3 separate regions of the Mus musculus genome follow, and all the other regions are linked to region 1. A link is a loop called in an ENCODE intact Hi-C map of the cell type or tissue named here. Cell type or tissue: left cerebral cortex. All regions are shown on one strand.

Region 1 (8,000 bases):
ATGCACATAAGTAGATAAAAAATAGCTCTATAAAACACATGCTCTTTTAATGGCTCAACGCCTAAGTTATATCAATGCTGATGCAGCCTACAGAATCTTTCTGTGGGTTTTTATGTCAATATCTACCTTCCAAACTCAGGCTATTGACAACAGTGCCACAAATTACCATTTCAAACATGCGATGTCCTTCAGTTTACATTTGCAGATTCCTGTGAAATAGCATCTTCCAATGAAATCCACTGTGCTGGAGGATAAAAAAGTTTACAGACAGTCAAATATACCAAGACTTTTAATTCTAAAATGAGATAAAAATTTGTCATATGTCCTCTCTAAAAACTGTGTGTGTGTGTGTCAGTAGGGATAGAACTCAGGACCTTATAAATGCTAGGCAATCATGCTATCATTGAGCTATATTCCAAGAATTCCACCTTTCTTTTAAATATGTACAGTTTAAAAGTATTAAATATCATCACACTGTTGTGGGATGACTCTCCAGACCATTTTCATATTGCAAAACTGAAACTCTATACTTACTGTATAACAACCTCCAATTTCCCCTCTCCCCACTTCCTAGCTATCACTATTGTTCTTCAGATACTTCAAATAAGCAGAGTCATACCATATTTGTTGTTTAGTTACTGGTTTGTCCCATTTAGCATAATGTACTCAAGGTTCACCCCATTACAGCGTGTGACAAGATCTCTTTCCTTTAAGGCAACCTTCTGGGCACCCACTTATGGGACGAGTCAGTGGGGACTTAGATGACTTCTATCTTTTAAATTGTGGGTGCTGCTGCTATAAATACAAGATGCTCATCTGAATTCTTTGGATGGATACCTATAAGTGGAATTAATATGGATCATATGGTAATTCTGATTGAATGAAGAACCACCAAATCGTTTCTCTATAGCAGCTTTACCATCTCAAAGTCCTGCAGCCAGGGCCCTGATTTTTCCACAGTACCCCAATGACACTTTTAGTTGTGATTTGGCGCAAATTTCATAAATTCAGAGCTGAATTAGACTCTCAACTATAATCATAGTTAATTTTGTAAGAGTTGGGTAATATTTGTGCTTACTATAGACATTTGGCAGATTTATTCCTCTTGCAGAGAACTGCAGGTCACTTCCCAGCACCCATATCATGAAGCCCACAACTGTCCAAACCAGAGGACCTTCCATCTCTAGCCTGGAGAGTACCTTCCATATCCACCCCTCCTCAAACATACACACAAGTACACAGAGTGACAAAATAATAAGATAAATCTTAAAAATCAATGCATTCACTGATCCACACCCATCTTGGCACATGAATCCACTGTGATTATAATTCCAATAGAGAAAAACAAGCAATACAGAAAACCTGATTCTATGCTAGACTCCAACATGTAACAACCCAACCTGAGACTTCCTTATGACCACAGTTTTATGTTGAAGAGATAGAATATTTCAGATTTTTACGTGAGCATATCTAACTAAAACAACATTGGGATCATAGAACCTTTGGGACATTTGGTTTTACGGTTTTATTATCTACTGCTATTTCGTTATACAAGTGCACCTACACAAACAAAATAACACCTCATTTACCTTGGTAATAAATGATGACTACCTAAGCAAATTCACAAAATATTTCAAAGGGGTGCAGAGGCTCTATGTATAGTTTTACTTCCTTATGTTTTAAAATGCTCAAGTTTGCTATCTTTATTAACCATGAATTTCACTTTAAATGAATCATTACACACTTCTTTCCAAGTGGCTGTTAAAGACTTGCTTCAGTGAGGAAGGGTGTTTGGACATGGCATTGAGCCTTAAGAGTCAACATAAGGGATGCACAGACACATGACTCTAAGGGCCTGGAAGAGTGACCTCAGTACTGACCACGCTGGGCAAACCACAGGCTTTGTCCAGACAGTCTGCCCACTTAGATAAACTCCAAGGGAATCATCAGACTGGTGGGAGTGGCTAGAACACCAAATGATAACCTTGACTCCCAGGGACCCATGCCATCCACTGTCCAGCTAAAGGGCCACCCGTCAGACTTACTTGGTAGGAGGGATGTCTGTAGAGAAAAGGTCTATGTCAGTATCAGCCAGCAAAACAGCCTTCATTCCCCTAGAGCTGAGAACTTGTTTACAGAATTTGCAACACAGGATGGATACGCATCGGTCTTTGAAAGTACAGTTGTTGGTAGACATAGCGTCCCACGTTGAAAGAGGTGCAGAATTTTGAAAGGGGAAACTTTGATTTCCTCAGGCTAACAATCAAGACGGAAGGCCTCTCGTTCTCTACGCTCTAAAACTGGGAAGAGAGTCCTATTTTCCTGGTGGAAAGGGAAACTTAGTATTTATTGAGTAGGAAGAGCAAATTTTACTTCCTTTTGACTTGGGGAGGGAAGGGAAATGGAGTTCAAGGTGGGGAGAGACAAGTGGAGTTGAAGGGAAACTTCCGCAACAGGTTTAACTTTCTCTGGTCTTCAAGAATCTTCTACTCTTCAGCTCCGACCCCGGCTCCGGAATTGGGCGATTTCCCAGTTCCCAGCGGGCTTCTTCCCTTTAAAGCCTCGCCTCTCTGACCACTCCCAGCGCGAGCTCCGCCCGCAGAGCGCTCCAATTCTTGCTCAGCTCCACGCGGCTTCTTCGTAGGATTCAACGCCCCTCAGCCCTTTCCACGCGGGCTCTGGCCCCGTCCCGCTCCCTCTTCTCGGAGCTCGCCCGTGGGCTTTCTCCCTTGCACCACGGCTCTCGGCGTCCTCTCCCGGCCGAGCTCTCGCACTTGCGGCCCGTAACCCGTAAGGTCTCTTCCACAGCGGTCGCTCCGAAGTGAGCAGCGGTGTAGCGAGGTGGAGGGGAGAAGCCTCGGAATAGGCTCAGTTCGCGCTGCAGTCAGTCAGCGAACACGCCGGGTTTTGCTCTTTCTTCCGCTTTCTCTGCTTTTTCTAACCCGCTGTCAGTTTGAATTGCCTGCGCCGAGCAGGGATTGGGAGGACTAGAATTTGCCCCAGACCCACATTGGAAGGCCAAGGGCCTTCTCCTGACGTGAGCTCAGAGGCCACGCCCCAGTAACGGTGCCGATATCAGATCGGCTCTCTGATTGGTTAATATTAGCTCAGCCCCTAAGATCATTGGCCAGCATCTGCTCGGCTTAAACCCTCCCCCCTGTGAACTTGGAAGACACACCCCGAGTTTCTTATTGGTGGATACACTAAGGTCCAGGCCGTTCTCTACTATTTATTGGCTGAACTTCCCTCCTCCCTTTCCCGGTCCGATTGGTCCCGTCTTCTCTTGAGAGTTTGTGTTTGGCTGTCGCTTCCATTTTATCCCGCCCATCAGCTTTACTTTAGGCTTCCACAGGCCGGGGAGGAGCTCACTCTAGGACTGCGCCTAGGCAGCTAGTGTTCGCCACACCTCTAAGTTTCGTCAGCCCCGCCTCTACTCCTGGCGTCTATGGATCAGTTGTTCCTATTGGCTATAGTCCCCGTCAGTCGCTATTAGGCGGGCGGTGATTGGCAAAGGGGTGGGTTCAGCTTCCCGGCGGGGTCTTGCGGAGTTGGCGGAGTCTCCTTAGGGAACTGGGGGGCCGAACTGCGTAGAAGAGGGTGGCGGGGAGGAGAACGCTAAGTGGGAAGCGGAACCTTGGGCCTGGGACCGGTCGCGGCAGAGCCAGGTAAAGGCTCCTTCTCCCCTTCCCTCCCCGTACGCCCGGCTGCTGCTGCTCTGACTGAACAAACCGGGACTGGGCGGGTGGACGCGTTGCGGATGCTGCTGCTTTCGGCGCCGCCTTAGCCGTGTCGCCGCCCGCGGTCCTCATACCGCCCTCCCCGGCCCTCCAAATCCCCCAGTGCAGCCCATAATACTTCTCGGGACTGTTCATCTCTCCGCCCATCCCTGCACTGCCGAGGACGGTCCTCACGCGGCGACACCGCCCTCCCGCAGCCCCTTTGCACACGGTTGGCCGGGTCCACCTAGGGGCCTCGCCGTAACGGTCCGCTGGTCTCGTCCCTGGTCTCCTAGCCTTGGCTGCCAGCCCAGGACCCGGAAAGATGGGGTGTTCCTCACGGCTTGCAGGGTGCTTTCTCCGTCCAGCCCTCCAGTCTGTCTCCCAGGGCTTCTCCACCCACTCTGATACCCAAACCTCATGCGGGTCCCGAAAGTTGCCAACATCCTACACTTCACGTTGCAGCGGTCCACCGCGGTTTCCCTCACTGCCTCGCCCCCAAAGCCGTCCTCTCGGCGCCCTCTCTGGTCGTCCAAGCTTGGGCGGCTCGAGCTGGCCCGGGCTCTCTCCTGCCTCAGGACCCCACCTCACGCCCGCCTCCTGCTTCCTGTCCTCCCGCACCGCGCGGCCTCTGCTCGCTCTTCCTGCGCGCGGCCCTTCCTCCAGCCGCCGGGAGTAGGCGACACTGCCTGGAGCCGCTTGTGCGCCGGCGGGGACAGGGCGGCCTAGGAGGCAGGGGCCCGCCGCAGCATTGGAGCTCTTCCCTCAGCCTCCTTGCCGCCGCCTCTCGCGCCTCCCGGAGCGACTCTCACTGATGCCTCCCACCCGACTGGGATTGGGTGCGGTATTTGTGATCCCTAGGCTTGGGGGACAAAAAAAATACTGGGGGGGGGGTGCCATTTAGAGTCACTCTCATACCTGGCTTGGGGAAGGCTACCGCCGCCTGCCGCCTCCCATCTCCGGGTTTTCCCGGTTTAGACCCTCGCCTCTAGCTCGTTTCCTGCTTCTGCCGACCACATTGTTTTCCTGGATGTCCCGTGCGGAGCGGGCCCTTCCTGCAGCGTCCCCCCTCCACCCCCCTCACCCCCCTCCCCGGTTTTGCTGCCAGGAGAAGCTAGTTACCAAAAACAAAACAACTGGGAGGAGGGGTGGCAGGGGAAGAAAAGTTGTGCCCATCTGGTTGTCCCCTCTGGTATGGATCCTGTAGATGTCTGGGAGGTGCCCCAGCCGGAGGTCAGGGGCCGCGTCGCGGGCTAGGCGGGAGGACCCCTCTTGGGCTAGCAGGGTTGGGAAAGCGCCGAGGTGCCGCAGTCCCCACCCGCAGCTCAGCTTTCCCGCCGCAGTCTCCGCCCGGAGCACGCGCTGCCGGCTGCTCCAAAGTGTTCTCTTTCTGCCTTAAAACCTGGAGGGAACATTTTTCCTCCCTACATTGATCGCCACGCCGGGTCTTCGGGCGGAGCGGGCGTTGTTAGGCCAAGATGAATGGGCCAAAGCTGGACTTGGAGTGTCATCCCCGACCCCACCCCTGTTGCGATTAGGATCTTCCCTCCGACTGATCGCCCCCTCCCCCCTTTTCTTGCATTTACAGGCTAGTGAACCGGAGCAAAGACTTCCGACCCACTCTGCGCTGCAGCGGCACCCTTTTGGGATTTGATTTGCAGAATCTTTGAGCTGGTAACACACACACACACACACACACACACACACACACACACAATCCCGCGAAGAACGCCTAGCCCTCCTCTGGCACCCCAAGACAAACCCACTCCCTCCTAGGGACACAGCTGGGCGCGTCCACACCCCCGCATCCCCTACACCATGTTGTGCGGAAGGACTTCCACTCCCAGCCTGTGTCGTTGATGTCAGACCCCAGGCCAGCCTCCGGGCGCTGCAGTTCTCCTGGTTAATGCTGCGGTTGTGGTTAGGGCTTTAGTACTTAAGCCAGCCGCCGCCGCCCCCCACTTCCCCACCCCCGGCCTCAGCGCCCACAGTCTGCATGTGTGTGCAGTAGCCGGCTGCCCATCCCGCCGCTCGTGTTCTCCTGGAGCTCTGGATACCACCGCGGGGCATTTCTCTGCCTGTGGGAGAAGTGGCCTTGGAGGCATTGATATCAGTGGTTGGATTTTTCCCGTGGATCTATCAATTCACAATTCGGATTTGGAAGAAAGAAGGAAAACATGACGTCTCCAGCCAAATTCAAAAAGGATAAGGAGATCATCGCAGAGTACGATACTCAGGTCAAAGGTAAGGATTTTGAAAATTAGCATAAAGCATATGTTCTGCGGACTGGTGAAGCATGCGTTTCCACCCCAATTTTCAGGGCGTTTGTTTCTTGGGTGGAGCAGGTGGTAAGTTGACCCCAGAGGTGGTTTCATAGGTGGATCAGCAGTGTCAGGGGCCATAGGCACTAGAAGAGGGCTTTAGGAATATCTTTGTGGGGCTGACCATTAATTTGGCAGTTTTTTCCCAAAGGCTGGGCAGGGTGGGGGAGGGGCAGGAGGTTCTCCGGGGAGAGAGAGAGAAAAAAAGCTGCTATTTGCCTTTGGGTGTCTTGAGTCAAGCTTCCTTGAAGGACAGCTGAAATCTGACAGGTGTTTGGACATTTATTTCAAAGGTTGTAGAGAAGCCCAGGTGGAAAGGCAACCTTGGGAAGGGGAAACCATTTGGAGAGACCTGGGAGAGGTGGGGTTTTTCTGGTACTGTATTAAAGCTTGAGATTTGCCAAGACACTGAATTCAGGAAGTCCCTAGCCATATTGGGTGTACCTAGTACTTGTCTGGCCCGTGGTCACCCTGCATACAATCAAAGATCACAGACCAGAAAGAATAAGGCCATCCAAACTGGTTTCCACCCCTCACTTAAACCTTAACAGAGTTAGGCTGTTAGGTTCTCAGAGTGGTGCTGAAACTGGAAAATAGGAAGACATAATTGTTTAACCCTTCTGCGTTGTTGCCCTCTGCTCCAGAATACATGCTTTTTAAAGGTCCATTTCCTTTCAGCAAAAACGTGAAGGGATAAGGCAGAATGTGGACCTGGAGAAATCAAGTGTTGTCTCCTCATCTAGTCCACTGCTTAAATTGGCTTCTCAAATCGAAACCTATACCCACATGGCTTTCCCTTCTCGGGCATTTCCCTTAGGAGGTGTCATGCCAGTGAAGGAGCCCTAGTCTGTGTTTGTGCAAGGCACTGCCCCTTTCTGACCAGTCACTGGGAAGAGCCATGTGGCTACAGTTCATTGAGACCTTAGCTGGGAAGTGGGAGAGGTGGGTGGCCTTGAATGTTAAACCACATGGTTGGAACTCTGGGTTTTTCCTTTGTTTCAGAGTAGAGAGGGAGGGGCCCCTACTCCATTCCCTGCACCAATGCAAGGAGACCTTTTTCTATCTTAGAGGACTTGGTAAAGACCATGTCTCCCCTCTGATGATTGCCTTGGATGTGGGTTAGAGGGAGAGTGTGAAATGGGTAGTCCCTTTTATCTCTTAGAAGGTTGAAAGGCAGTTTGAAGTCATCATTGTGTCTTCAGGATTTTTTTTTAGAATATATATTATCAGTTTGGTCAATGCAGGAGATGCCCTAAGGGACCTTCAATCCATTTGACTGCAAATATTGGTCAGATTTATTACAAGAATGGGGTAGTTGAATGCTGAGAGCTCCAGTTGGATTGGAATTGAGAGAGGTGTGGTTGTGAGTTATAACTGAGGTCCTGGCCTCTTGTCATTATTCATAATCCCAGCCTGTTTTTGTAAACAATGGCCACTGGCCTCTATGTCCTGTCCAGATGCAGCACATTCTGCTCTTGTAATGCACTCCCTGTGGTTTTAGCCAGATATATCATTGAAAAAATACATCCTATTCTTAACTGTTGCCATAGGGAGTGTTAATAACTTTGTCTTTCCCAGGTGGTTCTCCATAAGCACACATTTGACTAAGATGAAAAGTGATTTTTTTATATGTTGGTGATTTTTTTTTTTAAGGTTCAGGGCTAACAGGTATCAGAATTTGCTGATTTTTTAAAAATTGGTAATAGGCTTCTTATGAGTGTCTCAAAAATTAAGTACTTTGCGTATTTACAAATATTGCTCATTGAGATGATGTAATGCACTTAGCTATTTGGAGTTTCTCTTCAACCCTGCCACAGACTAGAGACCGTTTTGTGTGTGTGTGTGTGTGTGTGTGAGTGTGTGTGTGTGAATATTTTTCCATTGACTATTCAGGAATGTAGAATTTGGTAGGTGGCTGACCCTGAGTTCTCGCTGGAGGAGGTACCCATGAATGCTTTTGGAA
Region 2 (8,000 bases), 240 kb after region 1:
TTCCTGACACCCTAAGTTCCTTGAGGCTGAAAAAAAAAGTGCTCTCATCCTGCGTTCTAGAATGGCTTGAGTTGTTGGTGCTCAGTGCTATCCATGCCTGGTTCCTCCTTCAGGCTGAACTTGTAACCAGCATCTCTGTCTTCATGGCCCAAATAGAGCCTGGGATGACACACTGCCACAGCCTCCTAAATCTGCCCTCTCAGCAGTTCTGATTTGTGAGTCAGCCATCCTTGAATGGGAAAAGGAAATCAGCAGAGTTCTTAGGGTGTGGCATTTCACTTTAATTCCACATCCTATATTAACCATCTGCGTTGTGCCAAGCACCGATGCTAGTGATTCAGAGCTCACAGACTGGCAAGGCAAAAGACCATATGGAAGGCAACTGAAACACAGTCCCATGTAATCACTGAGGGGATATGGGAGGGGAAAACCTCTCCAGTCTGTAGTTGGAGGCACTAGTGTCTGGAAAACTTGACAGAGGAGGGCTTATTTCAGCAGAGCCCTCCTAGACTAAAAAGCATCCTTTTTCTTGTTGAAAATGGCTGCCTTCCAAGGCTAGTCCTACCTAGCCATACATGCTTAGAGTGGCTGCTGGGCACACCCTGCTGGACCCAGAAAGATAAAGCAGATCTCAGCTGTAAGCAGCATAAGAACTTACTTCAGATTTGGCCCCCAGTCTTCAGAGTCCTACCCTTACCATCCAGAGACCCCACCCAGCTCAGCTCATCTTCCTCAGTAGATACAAGATCAGAGCTACCCAGCTGCTATCTGAACTAGCAGCTAGATGGCATCTTAGATGAGGTCCTTTAAAATCTGGTTTGAAAAATGAAATTATTCAGCATCGGACAATACCCATATGACTAGGATCCTACCACACCATATCGTTTGAGAGCCTTTTGTGGTATGAAATAAATTGGCCCAGTGCTGGGTGACATAGGAGTTGCATAAATGTCCTTTCCACCCTAGGAGCAGGCACACAGTGAGCCCTCTGTCTGTGCCAAAAAGCAGTTCCTTGAAAAATCTTTTCCATGTCTATGAATACGAAACAGCCTCTTACTAGAGCCCAAATGATGACAGGCTCATTATACATAGTTGAGCAAACTGGAAACGTTAACTCCTGTTACCAGCAGTTCTCCCCTCCTTGGTGATGATGAGACTTTCTTACCTGGGGCCTTGGGCTGCTGTTCAGGCAGGCAGTGGAGTGGGTCTTTTCATGACTCTTTTCTCCCACTAGAAACTTTCTCTTAAACAGGCATTTTTTTCTGACAGCATCTTACATGTTTAGAACTCAAAGCTCACAGCCACCAAGTAAGTATGCATTTCACTCCGCCCAGGTTGGGGGTTGGAAGGGAACCGATCCAGAGAGAAAACAAGAGAAAGAAAAGCTGGAGAGTTAGTGTAATCTATTTGACTCTCTTTAAAAGTCCCAGGTGCCAGCCTCTACCCCCTGTCACAATCCTAGCTCCCTTGGAGCCAGGGCTCCCTGATCAGATGCCATTTTTGTTTGTTGAAGGCAAAGGAAGCGTCCAGAATCTGGGAGCATCAGAAAAGCATTTCGGAGTGACAGCCATGGGCTGGGCAGTTCTCTGACTGACTCCTCCTCCCTGGGGGTGGGGGCTAGCTGCCGTCCATCCTCCCAGCCCATCATGAGCCAGAATCTCCCCAAGGAAGGGCCAGATAAGTGTTCCATCAGCGGCCATGGCAGCCTCAACTCTATCAGCCGCCACTCATCCTTGAAGAACCGGATGGACAGTCCGCAGATCCGGAAGACCGCTACGGCAGGAAGGTCAAAAAGTTTCAATAACCATCGGCCCATGGACCCTGAAGTCATTGCACAGGTAACAGGGCTCTGAACAGTTACGTGATAAGCTTACACTGGTTACTTCCCCTCAGCAGCCCCGGAGAACCCACAGAACTTAAAGCAGACCAATGCTCTGTACATTCTATAGAGAGTACTGCAAGTATCATACAGTGAACCTGCCAGAACAGCTTAATGAGCAATCTGCCTAGTCCTATCTCTCCAGCAAGAACCTGGAAGTAGAATTAGTCGTACTAAGGTAAAGTCTGGGGTGATAGCTCAGTGGATAAGAATACTTGCTATGGAAGCAAGATGAACTGAATTCAAATTCACAGCACTCACATAAAAGCCTAGCATGGCCATATATGCCTGTAACCTCAGTGCTGGGGATTAGGAGCAGGCAGCCAGACCAGCCAAAAAGCAGCAAGCTTCAAATTCAGTGAGAGACTCTGTCTCAAATAAGATAAGGTAGAGAGTAATAGAGGAGGGTACCTGACATCTTCCTCTGGCCTCTGTCCATAGGACACATTGAATAGGTAGGTAAGTAGGTAGATAGTAGACAGATGATAAAAACCCAATAGTAGGCTTTAGTGAAGCTGAGACAAATATAGTCTGTCGCGTTTATATATTTCTCTACCCATCCCCATCACCCCACTTCCTGAAGCTGATCTAGGTGCTTGTGGGTAGATAATTAGTCCACATCTGATTCTATCATAAAGACCCCAAAGTATCCATGTTGCTTGAAGCTCAGGTACTAGAAGGGCCTCCAGCCCAGGGCTCCTGGTAACAGTGCAGGTGAGCTCCCGATTGCAGGACTTTCCTTCTCATCTACACTACACTGCTGACTCTGTGTTTTCCGTGAAATATTAGAAGCCCAACCCGACATCTAAACATCCAGCTACTGGGGCCACTCCAAGCAGTTCTCTCAGACGTCTCTCCCAGCTATATAATTTTCACTAGAACAGGTAGGAACTAAGGGCTTGGTTTTGTCCTTTTCCTCACCTCATCTTCTGGGGTGACAGGGAAGGGCAGTGGAGGCTCTGTATGGTCTCTGTTGGCTGCATTGCTGCTCAGCTTAAGGAGGTGTACCTGGTGAGGCCAGAGTTAAGCCCTGGGCCTGTGATGTCTTGCTTTGCTAGCCTTCTATCCTGTTTAAGCTCCTGACAGCAGTCTGCCTTGCACCATGGGAATCCTCCTTGATCTTCTTTTGGCCAGTCATTAATCAAAGTGTTAGAAACCGCAAACATACTAGCTGCATTAACAGGACGGGGCCAGGAGATAAGAATTCTTCCAGAGCATTCTAAAAGATTTGGGAAGTCTAGTGTATAGCTCAGTGATGCAAGCTCAGAATGCTTGCCTGGCATGCATAGGCTCCTGGGTTCCATCCCTAAGGTTGCAGGAAGGAAAAAAAGGGGGGCTAATTAATGCCACCGTGATTAGTGAAAATGAGTCCCTGTCATTCGTAGCAACATAGATCATGCCATAGGACCAAAAGCCCTGAGTGGGAAATCTGAGGCTGACTTGGAACTTAAAATGTTTGAAAGTATTCTTGATCCCAAAGAGGAGTCCTGTGGTGGCAATATTAAACACGAGTGTGCAGCAGGGTATGGAGGCTGGGTGCTTACACACAGTGGTTCTCTGGTTCTGCCTTGAGCCCCTGGGCTAGGACTGCTTTTTTCCTAAAAGCTGCAGTGTCCTCTGATTTGTAGATGCTAACTTACCTGTGTGGGCTTTGGCTCCCCCTTCTGGCCACTCTTTGGGTTCTCTTTCATGGTGCTGGGTAGAAGGAACCAGTTTCAAGGAGTTTGGAAATTGAAGCATTGTTCTAACCAGTCTTCAAGGACTTGGCTCTTGAACGGCCCTTAGCTCATGTGGAGGATGGAAGGAATAACCCCCTTAACCATTGGCCTTGAAGTCAAGAAAATAGAGATCATACTTGATCTCCACCACTTTGTAAAATGTGTTCACTATGTACACTTTCAAACAGACACAGACATAGAGAGAATTATATAATGAATCCCCGTGTACTCATGACCTTCCCTTTCTCCATCTAACTGTGTGTAATTTCATCCAGAAATGTCTCAGCACCTGTCACAGAAAACAAGGACTTGAGTTGAAAAGACTCAGCTACTCTTTCCTTGTTAATATTTTCTCTCCGTTGTTAAACTTAGTACATCTATGCAATGTGTTTGATCATGTCTTCCACTGCTCCCTGCCCCCAGCTCCTCCCAGAGCCTCCCACTTGGCTTCCAGCCCAATCTCCTGTTGTTGTTGTTGTTGTTGTTGTTGTTGTTGTTGTTGTTGTTAACAACCCACCCCCAGTCCAATACATACTGGGCTAAGGTTTCCCATATGTATTGGAAGTCTAATATTCCCATATATGCATAGGTCTAGGGCTACCTTCTGGGGTATGATCTAGCTACCAGGAGCCCCAATTCCCAAAACTGAGTGACTCTTCCTCAGCAACTGTCAACTGCCAGTAGCTCCTCTGATGGGGGTGGGGCCTAAGGGGCCCCACCCCAGTTTCTGCTGGCATTTTGGCTGGCTTGATATTGTACAGGTGACCCCAACGGGTATAAGTTGATGTGTACAACAGCCTTGTCATATCCAAAAGTCACCAGTTACTCTTTCTAAATTCCTGACGATGACAATCTCTGTCCCCTTTTTCCACGATCTGGACACTCATATGTCCCAGGACTTTGGCCAATGAAATAAGGCATTTTATTGCTGGTTTCATGGCTTAGCCTATTTGAGTGAAATTGGATCCTTGGGTATATCTGTCTTGGTTTGTCTTACTTTTTCCTTTTTCCTGTTTTGCAGGATATTGAAGCAACAATGAACTCTGCCCTGAATGAGCTTCAAGAGCTAGAGCGGCAGAGCAGTGCTAAGCACACACCTGATGTGGTTCTGGACACCTTGGAACCACTCAAGACCTCCCCGGTGGTAGCCCCCACATCTGAGCCCTCCAGCCCTCTGCACACCCAGCTCCTCAAGGACCCTGAGCCTGCCTTCCAGCGCAGCGCTAGTACTGCTGGGGACATTGCCTGCGCCTTCCGGCCTGTAAAGTCTGTCAAGATGGCTGCTCCAGTCAAACCACCAGCCACACGGCCCAAGCCAACTGTCTTCCCCAAAACAAACGCCACTAGCCCTGGTGTCAATTCATCTGCTTCCCCACAGGCCACTGACAAGTCTTGTACTGTCTAAGGGGTATAACATAATTATTCTAGACAAGGAGACTGGCCGTTTCTAAAATCTTCCTATTTAAGTAGCTTGGGGACTCAGTTGAAAATTAGGTTCTAAGTTGTTCTTACAGGAATTAGCCTTCCCATTACCCAGACCTCGAGAATGAAGCCCTTGTTACTGCTTTCCCCGTTCTGGTCCTTCCTCCACTCTTTGCTTCCCTCTGTTGTTGGAATCCAGCCAGCTCCAGTACATACTGTTCTTAGGTTAGCCAGTGACAGGTTGTCCATGATCGGGTTGCTGCGATATCTGCCAAGGCAAGACATAGGGACATAAGCCTACGTCTGTCCCTTCAGACCATAGAGGACACCTTGACCAGATGTTTGGCTGCAGCTCTCAGTGACATCTTGTTTTTCAGTACTGATTTAAAAAATCATATATAGCCCAGTTTTCATTTTATATAAATATATATATATATATTTGTGTGTATGTGCATGCACATGCACACCCATATACAACACAGGTTTTTCTAGCCTCTCCTGGTCATAGACCACTCTTTGTTGTGGTGGCAGTTCACACAGAAGCCACCTGGAGTCTCTGTTCTCATCACAAACTTTGTTCTGTTTGGAACAGAGAAACCTGGCCTTTGAGATCTCTGTCATAAACATTTAGCAGAATGGGACAGTCCTGTGACCTGCCGTGCGGGTGGGATTCTGTCTTCTTCCTCTTGCTGTGAGGGAGCCACCGGTTGTTTGCATTTGCTCTGCTCCATGCTGTAGAAGTGCATCCTAGTCTTATCTCGGAGCTTTGGAAGTTTTTCTGAACATAGAGACTTTTCTTCCGTTCCTGTCTTTGTCTCTGACACACCATTTTCCATGTAAGATGTTTTCCAATATAAGACAGTTCTATAGCTAGCTCCTTTTAGAGTAAAAAGTCTTAAAGTTTTATTGTGTTTATGGCAGATTTAAAAAGGGTAGGAAATGAGTCCTTCTTTCTCCCACTATTTTTGGCATCTGATACTTTTAAAATTTGCCATTCCATTAAAAAAAATTAAGTTGCTCTCTGCTAATCCAAAAATTGGGCCCAGATTAAAACTATTTCAAGTTCACCTCTTGGCTTAGTTTTGTTATAAAGCTCTCGGGATGAACAGGGGCTTGAAAATCCCTCGATAAATTCTAGAAGTGCTGCCTCTTGAAACTGTTTTTTGTTTATCCAAACAAGGGTGACTAAGGGAACTTTGACCTCCACCAACTCAAAACTGTTTTCCCAAAACCAGAATCTTAAAAAAGGGAAAAACTGAATGTGTCACATTGGGTCCTGCCTTTGACCTTTTTCTACCGTTAGATGCTCTCCCAACCTACAAGCCTGGTGCTTGAAACACTGGCTCTTTTACATCGTGCTTCCCCAGGAGCACCAGAGCTAGGAAATCACACCATGGGATCATGTGTTTCAACAGCTCCCTGCCGCTCAGGCTCATTCTCTGTTTCCTGGCTTGAATGCTATGCTTTTATTTTAACTGTATTGTTTTCTATAGTTCAAGAGAGATGGGTTTGTCATTTGGGTTGGAATCTCTGAGTGTTCTTAGCTTTGGGCTAGAAATGATCCTTTTGGACCAACTTGTGAAGCTGGCAGTTGAATCTGTAGAAAGTGGTGGATGCCTCTCTCTGAGTGAAGGGAATGGGGAGCTTGAAGGAGTCACTAACGAGAAGAGTAACTTGCAGCACCAGGAAGACTGCCCCCTGAGCTAGAGCAGAGAGAGCTTGAGTGGTGTGAGTCTGACTGCATGGGGCACCCCTTGGTCCTTTGGATGTCTGATCCTTGCTGTGCTTTTTACTGACCTGGGCTTGTACTGCTCCTGAGCCAATAGGGGCTTCCAGACCCAAGGATCCGTTTCCTTGATGACTAAGAAGCCCCACCCTTCCCTTTTTACATTCCTCCTAACCTAAGTGAGCAGAGTTTCCACCCTGCCCTACATCCTCTCTCCAGGCACTACCCTCTAAGAAGGTAAAAGCAAAGGTTCTTGAAGACCATGCTTTGGGCCTGTACTTTCCTTCTTGCCTTCTCTCTTAATCCTGTACATTATTTGTGTTTTTTCATCCCTTTGGTCCGATGTCCATCTGCTGATTTGCATAATGAACTGGACAGTGTACAAGTGGTTCCCTACTAACCCCAGCTCTGGGAGCCTAGCTGTCTTCCTTATCTCTGGTGCTTCTGACGCCTGTGAGACGGTCCTGTTAGAAGGAGTAGGAACCAGAAGGAGGAGAGTCCTCCGCAGCAGAGCTCACTTCAACTGGAATTGAGGTTGCACACTGTGATTTCACAACCAAAAGCCAAAAGGAGCCGGCCACCCCAGGCCTTAGGCAACCAGCCTTCCTCAAATAGGCTTGCCTGAAACCAGCATGATGTTTCCAAGAGCCCTGCTCTGCCCCTCGTGGCATGGATCCTTTCCCTGGTGTGGACTTAAGTCTCTGGGGAAGAAAAGTGGGTGGGGCTACCAGCATCCCAGTTTGGAAAGTAGAGGAGTTTGCCACCAGCAGCTTAGAAACTGGAAATGCTGGTCTCTGCCAGCCTCCTCAGGCCACCCTCATTTATCCCCAAGGAGATGAGAAATCCTTCCAGTACCAGGATGAACAGACCACTGGAAGGGCTGGTGTGCATGGACTTCAGTTCAGAAGAGAACTTAGATCTTCCAGGGAACTGCAGTGTTGTGGCGTCTGATTTGTATGTCACATTTGTGTAAAATGGTATGTTCTTTAAAATGGTGTTGATAACTGGAATATTGTATGTATGCTTGAAGATGCTTTGTGCGAACCTAAGACTCACTCAGCCAATGCTGGATTGGGAAAAATCCAAAGCACAACTTCAAAATAAAATACATTTTTAGGTTTTGCCGCTGTACGTCACCTCCCTTCCCCTCTCCCTGAAAGCAGTGAAGTAACAAAGTCTGAGCCTTGCAACAGTAGGAACTAGGTGACTTTGAGTGCCACCTCCTTTCCCCTCTACAGCATTACTCCCATTTAGC
Region 3 (8,000 bases), 170 kb after region 1:
AAAACAAGTAAGTATTCAAGATAGAAGTCACACCTATGTTATATCCTTATATCCTGGGTAAGTATTCATGATAGAAGTCACACCTATGTTATTCCCATAATGAATACACTAATAGAAAAAAATTAGCCAAAGAACTTAATTATAAAGTGGCAAAATAGTTTTTAAAATGCTCAGGCTCAGGCTGGCAAGATAAGTCACTTACTAACAATCCCGACACCCTGACTTTGATGCCCAGAAACTTTATGTTGGAAAACTCAGGCAAGTTTTCTCTGCCCTCAGTGTGCCCTGTGGGTGGTATACATGTTCTCTCCTCTCTCTCTCTCTCTCTCTCTCTCTCTCTCTCTCTCTCTCTCCCTCCCTCCCTCCCTCCCTCCCTCCCTCCCTCCCTCCCTCTCTGTCTCTGTCTTTCTTTCACACACACACACACAGAGAGAGAGAGAGAGAGAGAGAGAGAGAGAGAAGAGGGTATGAATGAAAGGACTCTTCCCTTGCTTCAGAAATGAGCTGTGGTATGTTAGGGGCTGGAGATGCAGCTCAGTGGTAGAGTGCTTGCCTGGTACCCACCAGATCCCAAGTTTAATTCCTAGTATGGAAAAGTAAAAAGAGTGTGCTCAGCTGTTGTAGGTATCTGAATTTTTGGTTCTGAAAACAATAACCAATTGTTTTTATTCTCTGCATTTTTGGCTATTAACATTTGGTATAGAAAATACATTTCTTTCCTACTTCCTCATTCTTCTAGTTGTACTATTTTTTTATAAGTCTTTTTTAAAGATTATTTACTATATGTTAAGTACACTGCAGCTGTCTTCAGACACTTTTTTTTCTTCTCACTCTGGCCCCATTGCCTTGCTGTAGCTCTCTTCAGATATCCCAGAAGAGGGTATCAGATCTCATTACGGATGGTTGTAAGCCATCATGTGGTTGCTGGGATTTGAACTCACAACCTTCAGAAGAGCAGTCGGGGCTCTTAACCGCTGAGCCATCTCTCCAGCCCTATTTCTACTATTTCATGGTCAGATGCAACCTAGGGTAGGCAGCAATAAAGGATCAGATAGCTACTGCTGCTCAGAATTAGTCTTTTGGAAACTCCTTAATATTATCAGAATCAGGTAGCAGTAACTGCTGTTGCAAGACATTTTTATTGAAGAGCCACTGCCTTAGATAGCTGGGGAAGAAGTGAAACAAGTGAGAATTGGGGGACCTGAAGGTCTTAACATCTGCGCCAGAAAAAGCAAATGCACTCAGTTTTAGGTGCTTTCCCTTCTGTGGAGAAGGAATGCGCAGCCCAAGCCTGCGGACACTAGCCTGCTGAGGTCAGTGTGCTGTCAGTACAGTACCTTCCTGCTTGGAGTTTTCTGCTGAGTTTAGGGTCTCTGAAGTCCTTGAATGTTTATATTCTTTTACTGTCTAATCATGTTGGACACCTTATTTTCCTTAGGAATCCAATGGAGTTTTGCCTCCAAATATCTGAGAAAGCATGGTCTATCTAACCACAGTTTCTGGGTAGGATGTTGCTCTCAAGCCTGCTTTTGAGAGCAATTTGAAAAATCAAGGGCTGTAACCTATTTTCCCTCTACATGATTGTCTCTACTGGACTATAGAAAAGGCCCATTTCATTTCATTAAAACTCTGAGTAAACTGACATAATTGGTTATCTGATTTGCTAGGTTAAATACTGGGCTATAATTGAATTTGTGTCATTTGTAGAGCCTATGCTGCTCTTGTCTTTGCTGCCACCTCCTATCTCCTTCTGGTTTTCAATTAACCTTCCTTCCTCTTTTCTTTACAGAGTAAAGAAGTTGGCCAGCAACTCCAAGATGATTTGATGAAAGTCCTGAACGAGCTTTACTCGGTAAATCAGATGGGCTGCCTGGCTCTTTTATCATAGAGAGAAGCAGCATTTGGCTGTTTGCAGCCATACTCACGTCAGCAACAGAACTCAACTGAGGCTGAGGACAGTGCCTATTCCCCATTGGGGGTGACCCACCCACTTTTTTTCCACGCTAATTTTTTTTTTCAAAACCAAATAAGCTAAAAAATATTTTTCCAGTTGTGCAATTTTATTCTGGCTTCATCTGGGGCACCATTGAAAGAGACCAGCCAAGGTCTAGGTTACCAGAACAGCTGGGGTACAATTACCAGCAAGCCAGGGACCCCAAACTTGATGACAAGGAATGTAGCCTACATCACACTTCTGCATATTGGAAAGCGTTTAGGTCTTAAACTATGCATCAGAACTTAGATTAATTGTGGTTTGAGATTAGAGCAGATGCTGTAAATGGAAGCACAGATTCCTAAAGTCTTCAATGTGCAGCATCATTTCAGGCGAAGAGAACATGGCAAACACAACAGAGAGGTAAGCTTCGGCCTTGGAGAAAAGAAGGCAGTCTGCTTTGAACTCTTCAGACTGTGGTTTGTAGCAGTGTGCCTCAGGAGCCCTGGTGTTTGTTTTCTCTCAGCCATGTTTTGTTAATTACATTGAGAACACACACCAAGGAAGTTCCTTCTGCCAAAGGAGGAATACTTCAGTTGTAAACTTGTAGCTTTTCCAACCCTTTCCAAAGTTTGGATGTGCCAGCACTATGTGTCATTTTCTAGGGTGCCCTAACCTATTTGAAGGTGAAAATGATCTTCTGTATTTACTTCTTCCTCCCTCCCTCTACTCCTCCTTCCCTCTCTTCCTCCCTCCTTCCCTCCCTACCTCCCTCCCTCCCTGCCTTCCTCTTATCTCTCCATGCTTTACCCCCTTCCTTCACAGGATGGGAGGATAGTGGTGATGTGCTCCACAAGCGTCTGAGATCAGAATTCCAAATTCTTGATCCAGAAGTTTAGGTGTGGCCAGTATGTCATGGTAACTGTTGGTAAATAGACTTGAGTGGTCATCTAATTTGTCTCCAGTGATGCTCCAGTTGTTTTGAATTTCTACTCACTGACTCTTAATCTCTGAAGCCAAGTAATAGGTGGTACTCTTTGTCCCCTAAGTTTTTATTTCTCTCAAATGAAGTTAAGACTTTTTAAAAATAGAAGCATGGTATTGTGAACCATTTTCAGAGTGGATGAGTTTCCTGAACCTTATCTTTTCATTGCTTAACTTCTCTTTATTTTTAGACCATCTTCTAGGTACCAAGAAGAGCTGAGTCTTGCCTCTGTAGATCTCTCTAACATAACAATGGCACATGCTATTCTAGGACTCCTGTTTTCCCAGTAAATAAGCATCTTGAGTCTTTGCTATTTGCTGTTTACCAGAAGTCGAGCAACATCCTCAAACCAACTCAGACCCAGCATACTGCTTTTGCAGTGAGGTAGCAGAGGAAGAAGAGTCTAAAGAACTGTTAGCTTTGCCTTACTTCATAAGTGTTGATTTAGAAAGCAAATGGCAATATGTAAGCTGTGGTGGAATGAGGATGAAAACCATGGAGCTTGCTGCTTTTTCTGATGAAAGACAAGATGGAAGATTCTCCCCACCCACCCCAGCCCTGTGCCTACCATCCCCTATGTATTATTTTTAGTATTTATTTTGAGTGTGCATAAGGGATCATTCTTAGAAGTTTGTTCTCTCCTGCCACCTTGTGGGATCTGGGGATCAAACTCAGGTCATTAGGCCTCTCTACTCAGCCATCTCCCAGCCCTGAGACCTCTATGCTTAGTCTTCAGACCAGTATTGGCGATGGCTTCTGTGGCCACCATGAGCCCATAGTTAATAGAGAGCATAAAGCCTAGCATCCACATGCAGAATCAGTGCGTGTGCTGCTCCCTGCTTTGAGGTGAATTATTATACTTAAGATTCATCAAGTCCCAAATAAGGCTTAGCTATTTACATCTAAATGGAAAAAGAAAAACAGAAGACACCAGGAACTTCCAGAGAGGACAGAACAGACTCTGGTACACTGAGCCTTATACATGGTGGCCTCCCCCATTCCTACAAAGTAGAATGTGTGTCAGTGTCTGCTGATGTTTTTAGTTGTCGTGACTGGAGGATCCTACAATGTACAGAACAATTTGCCGCAATAGTTATCAAGCTCCAAAAGCACGGGTGTGCTGAGCCTAGACTGCTAAATTAGACACCTGAGAATCTGTCCTGCTCTGACTACTAGATGCATGCACTTGGAAGTCATGCACTGCAAGTCAGCATGATGATAAAAGTTGGTGGGAAGTTTGTTGTTTTCCACCCAGCAATTCCCCAGAAGCAGCAGCAAGTGACATGCTCTGATACCTGTATGCCATATGGCTGACAATGATTGAGGAATTCATATTTTCAAAATATGAGACTATATAAATTTGAAGGACCAAATAAATTTGAAGATTCTGTATAGATTATTAGGAAAGTTACAGACTAGAATTAAAAGTTGTTGTTTATGTAGGGTGAGAATATCTTAGGACTGGTCTGAGATTTGGGTGACTATATATCCTTTTTGCTGATTAGCCTAGTGCTCATGAAGAGAGAGAGAGCCACATTTTATTCAATACTTGAGAAGCAGAGGCAGGTTGAGTTCAAAGTCAGTCTGTTCTACATCGTGAGTTCCAGGCCAGCCAGTGTGACACAGTGAAACCTTCTCTTAAACATCGTGAGTTCCAGGCCAGCCAGTGTGACACAGTGAAACCTTCTCTTAAACATCGTGAGTTCCAGGCCAGCCAGGGTGACACAGTGAAACCTTCTCTTAAACATCGTGAGTTCCAGACCAGCCAGGGTGACACAGTGAAACCTTCTCTTAAACATCGTGAGTTCCAGGCCAGCCAGGGTGACACAGTGAAACCTTCTCTTAAACAGTTTCCTAGGACATATTTTTAGTGCTGAATTGGTAGTCTTGAGGAGAGCAGGATGTTAGTCACCCTACATGAGATAGTGGCTTCCTCAAGCAGGAACTTGATACTACCATGTGCTGCTAGCTTTGGAAAGCTATTTGCCATATATATACTCTTTGGGCATTAGGAAGAAATACGGAGAGTTTCTTCTAAAGAGCATTTCCCTATTTGCTCTATTTAAGAAAACAGGAAAGAACTGCTTTCACTGATCCTGTCAGCAGTAGAAATCATATGTGGCCAGGCATTGGTGGTGCACACCTTTAATCTCAGCAATTGAGAGGCAGAGCCAGGCAGATTTCTGAGTTTGAGGCCAGCCTGGTCTACAGAGTGATTTCCAGGACAGCCAGGGCTACACAGAGAAACCCTGTCTCAAGGGGGAGGGGGGGAAAGAAAGAAAGAAAGAAAGAAAGAAAGAAAGAAAGAAAGAAAGAAAGAAAGAAAGAAAGGAAGGAAGGAAGGAAGGAAGGAAGGAAGGAAGGAAGGAAGGAAGGAGAGAAGAGAAGAGAAGAAAAGAAAGAAAGAAATCATGTGTGATTTGTGGGTCATTGAAAGAAGAGATGAAGACCACTGTATTTTTCAGTGGTCTTCTTGCAGTTGCCCCTAACACCCATGAATACTTCTTTTGAGGGAACCAATTACTCAAGGGTTGATCATCTAAGTACTTTTAAACTTTGATGAGCCAAGAGGCAGAGCCCAGGTAGCTCTAAATAAAGATGCCTTTGAACAAGAGATCCAGAACCCCATGATAAGTAGCCAGCTATTCCTCTGCACCTTCTTCTTCTGCCTGAAGGGGCTTTGATTTCCCTGAGTTAGCATTATGTGCCAGGGGGAGTTTCCCACAGCTGTTCTCCCAGAGAGCAATCCCAGAGATTCTTGCACATATGTATGCTGGTCCATTATCCCCCTCTCCATCACAATGAGCTGGCTAGCTTGTAAGCCATAGTAAAGTGGTTTTCATTTTCTTTCTCATGTTGTAGGAATGCCTTTGAAGTCAGAGTGCAGTACTTCCTAAAGAACTCTTGGATTGATTGTCTGCCTCAATTGTACAGAGAGGCAGTGTCTGGAAAACCCAGGAAGCCCCTACAGGAAAGAGTATATATGGAGACAGGGAAGCCACATGGATTGGCCATGAAGAGTCAAAGAAACAGTAACATGAGAGAGGGCGGGGAGAGAGATAGTGAGACACTCTGGGGCTATCTTTACTCCAGAGGTTTTATGCTTCTGTATTATCTCTGAAGATGTCTTCTTGACTTGGTGCAGCAGCTGGTTGCAGGGCTGTTTCAAATTGAAATTCAGCACCTGTTCCCTTGAATCAGTGTCAGCTAATAGTCCCCTGATACTGTTTGTCTATTTGACCCTGGCATTAGGCACTAGCCATATAAAGACAAATAAGAGTTAGTGCTAAACTCAGGACATTTGGTTTTAATATGGAGTGGGGGTGCAGCAAAATGAGGCAGCAGATGAAAATAAGGTGCAAACTCTTTTACAAGTCTGTGGTAGAAGGGCATGTTCTTGAAGAGGTACAAGAATGGAATCTTAATTGCCAGTTGCCAGGAAGTCTTGGGTTTTTCACCTATCTTCTCCCCAACTCCCTTCATTGAGTTCTTACTCAAAGATATTGCTATATCTTTCCCATTCTCCATCTCTCTTGGGCTCTTACTGATAAACTGTTTTCAGTCTTTTTTTTTTTTCCTATATATACTGTTTCCACTGAGTTACCTATTTGGGTCTTACAAATTTTAGAAAACATTGGAAACCTCCTCAAATGTCTGAAAATCATTCTATGTAAATATACATACATATATACATACATACATACATACATACATACATACATACATACATGTGGTTTTGAGGCAGGGTTTCTCTGTATAACCCTGGCTATCCTAGATTCTCTCTATAGAACAGGCTGGCTTCAAACTCAGAGATCCACCTGCCTCTGTCTCCTGAGTTCTGGGATTAAAGGTGTCCACCACCACCCCTGACTGCTTACTCATATTTTGGAAGTGAAGCATATACAACATTTCCTAACTATGAAAATTTTAATTTCTTTTCATGAGAGGCTTCCTTGTATTCTTTAAGGGCAAGTTGCTGTTTTACTACATTTGAGTGCTTTGATCTCCCATGTTTATTTGCCATGTTTCCTCTTTAGCCTGTACTTCATAAAATAAAAATTCACTGTTTTATAATGCTTTACTCTAATGCTTGAATTCCTTTGTCTCATTCAAGTGAAAAAAGAGAAAAAGATCCCCTTGTCTGCCCTTCTTCAGGCAGCAGGGCAGGTGCCTTTCTAACTTCTTAACCTGGACAAGTAATGATCTGGTCAGGTGTCCTAGAAAAGCTTTGTTAATACCATTGATTGTTGGTATACAGGGTACGTGGAAGGTGAAGCTTCCAGGAAATGATGCCAGGTTCACTGTGAGGTGAATATTTAAATTTTTCTCAATCTAAAATGTGACATAATTGAGGCTGTACTGTACCTCTGTATTCCTCTTCCAACTCCAGGTGAACCTCCACGTACCCACAAGGTACCAGGTTTTCCCAGCCTGAGCACCACTGAAATTCTAAAACAGACATGTTTTTGTTATGGACTCTCCATGTCTCTCTGTCTCTACCTACTAGCAACTTCTAAGTTCTAGACATTGCCAATTGTTATCTGGAGTCTAAAACAGCCCCTAAATGAGATGCTGCTCTCATTTGATCAGTTTCATTTCTAAATGAGATCAGCGTCTTTCTTAGGATTTCCTTGCCTGTCCTTTATCTTTCCTCCCAGGTAGTCCAGCTTCAGTCCTATTTAGAGGATAGTCACGGTCCATTAGTGGATAAGATGTAGACTTTGGAGTTAGATAGATCTAAGTTTGAATTCTGACTCTGCCATCTACTAGTTGTAAGACTTTCAGTGCCGAGGTAATGTTGTTGAGCCCTACTTCCTTATCTTTAGAAGTAGAAACGCTCGCATGTCTTTCATGGAGTTGTTCTGCAGATTGAGTCTGCATATATAGAACTGACACACAGTGCACTGAATGAATGCTAGAGATTGTTCGTCATATTGAGTCAGTACTTTTCTCTGTTGTCAGCCACTCACAACTCCTAGGCTTTCTGCTCCTCCTCTTCAAAGAAACCTCATGACATCAAAATTTCAGCACTTGTGAATTTCCAATTGCTTGATTTGTTATGAAGTATTTTAATCCCACATA

What was found. Hi-C counts contacts between places; a loop is a spot of excess contacts. Peaks named below come from ENCODE experiments on the same cell type or tissue, not always from the same donor. Only the 100,000 strongest peaks of a DNase experiment are listed, where the experiment ranks them.
Region 2: it touches region 1 in a loop (3.0-fold over the local background); 5 of 42 quality-filtered maps call a loop at or near these places.
Region 3: a loop joins it to region 1, with 3.0 times the contacts of the local background. A loop is called at or near these places in 9 of 42 quality-filtered maps.

The regions. Positions count from the first base shown.
Region 1 is chr1:131,522,898-131,530,897 of GRCm38, reverse strand. Srgap2 (SLIT-ROBO Rho GTPase activating protein 2) reads left to right here and starts at 3,537. Exons shown (of 23, transcript NM_001081011.2): 1 at 3,537-3,665; 2 at 5,305-5,960. The coding sequence starts at 5,894. Fam72a (family with sequence similarity 72, member A) reads right to left here and starts at 2,995. Exons shown (of 4, transcript NM_175382.4): 1 at 2,046-2,995; 2 at 167-244. The coding sequence starts at 2,197. In left cerebral cortex, CTCF peaks have their summits at 4,181 and 4,385; DNase peaks (open chromatin) are centred at 5,609, 6,477, 6,697, 6,904 and 7 more places; H3K4me3 peaks cover 5,533 bases; H3K27ac peaks cover 4,244 bases.
Region 2 is chr1:131,286,359-131,294,358 of GRCm38, reverse strand. Srgap2 (SLIT-ROBO Rho GTPase activating protein 2) reads left to right here. Exons shown (of 23, transcript NM_001081011.2): 22 at 1,514-1,838; 23 at 4,619-8,000. The coding sequence ends at 5,002. The region is part of intron 1 of Gm51644 (a long non-coding RNA gene); the gene reads right to left. Among named protein-coding and RNA genes, the nearest start is that of Ikbke, 11 kb to the right of the region's middle. In left cerebral cortex, CTCF peaks have their summits at 599 and 3,542 (motif pointing left); DNase peaks (open chromatin) are centred at 309 and 3,539; H3K27ac peaks cover 238 bases.
Region 3 is chr1:131,357,854-131,365,853 of GRCm38, reverse strand. Srgap2 (SLIT-ROBO Rho GTPase activating protein 2) reads left to right here. Exons shown (of 23, transcript NM_001081011.2): 5 at 1,790-1,852. Gm51644 (a long non-coding RNA gene) reads right to left here. Exons shown (of 4, transcript XR_003947997.1): 3 at 7,284-7,367. Among named protein-coding and RNA genes, the nearest start is that of Ikbke, 82 kb to the right of the region's middle. In left cerebral cortex, a CTCF peak has its summit at 3,564 (motif pointing left); a DNase peak (open chromatin) is centred at 3,635.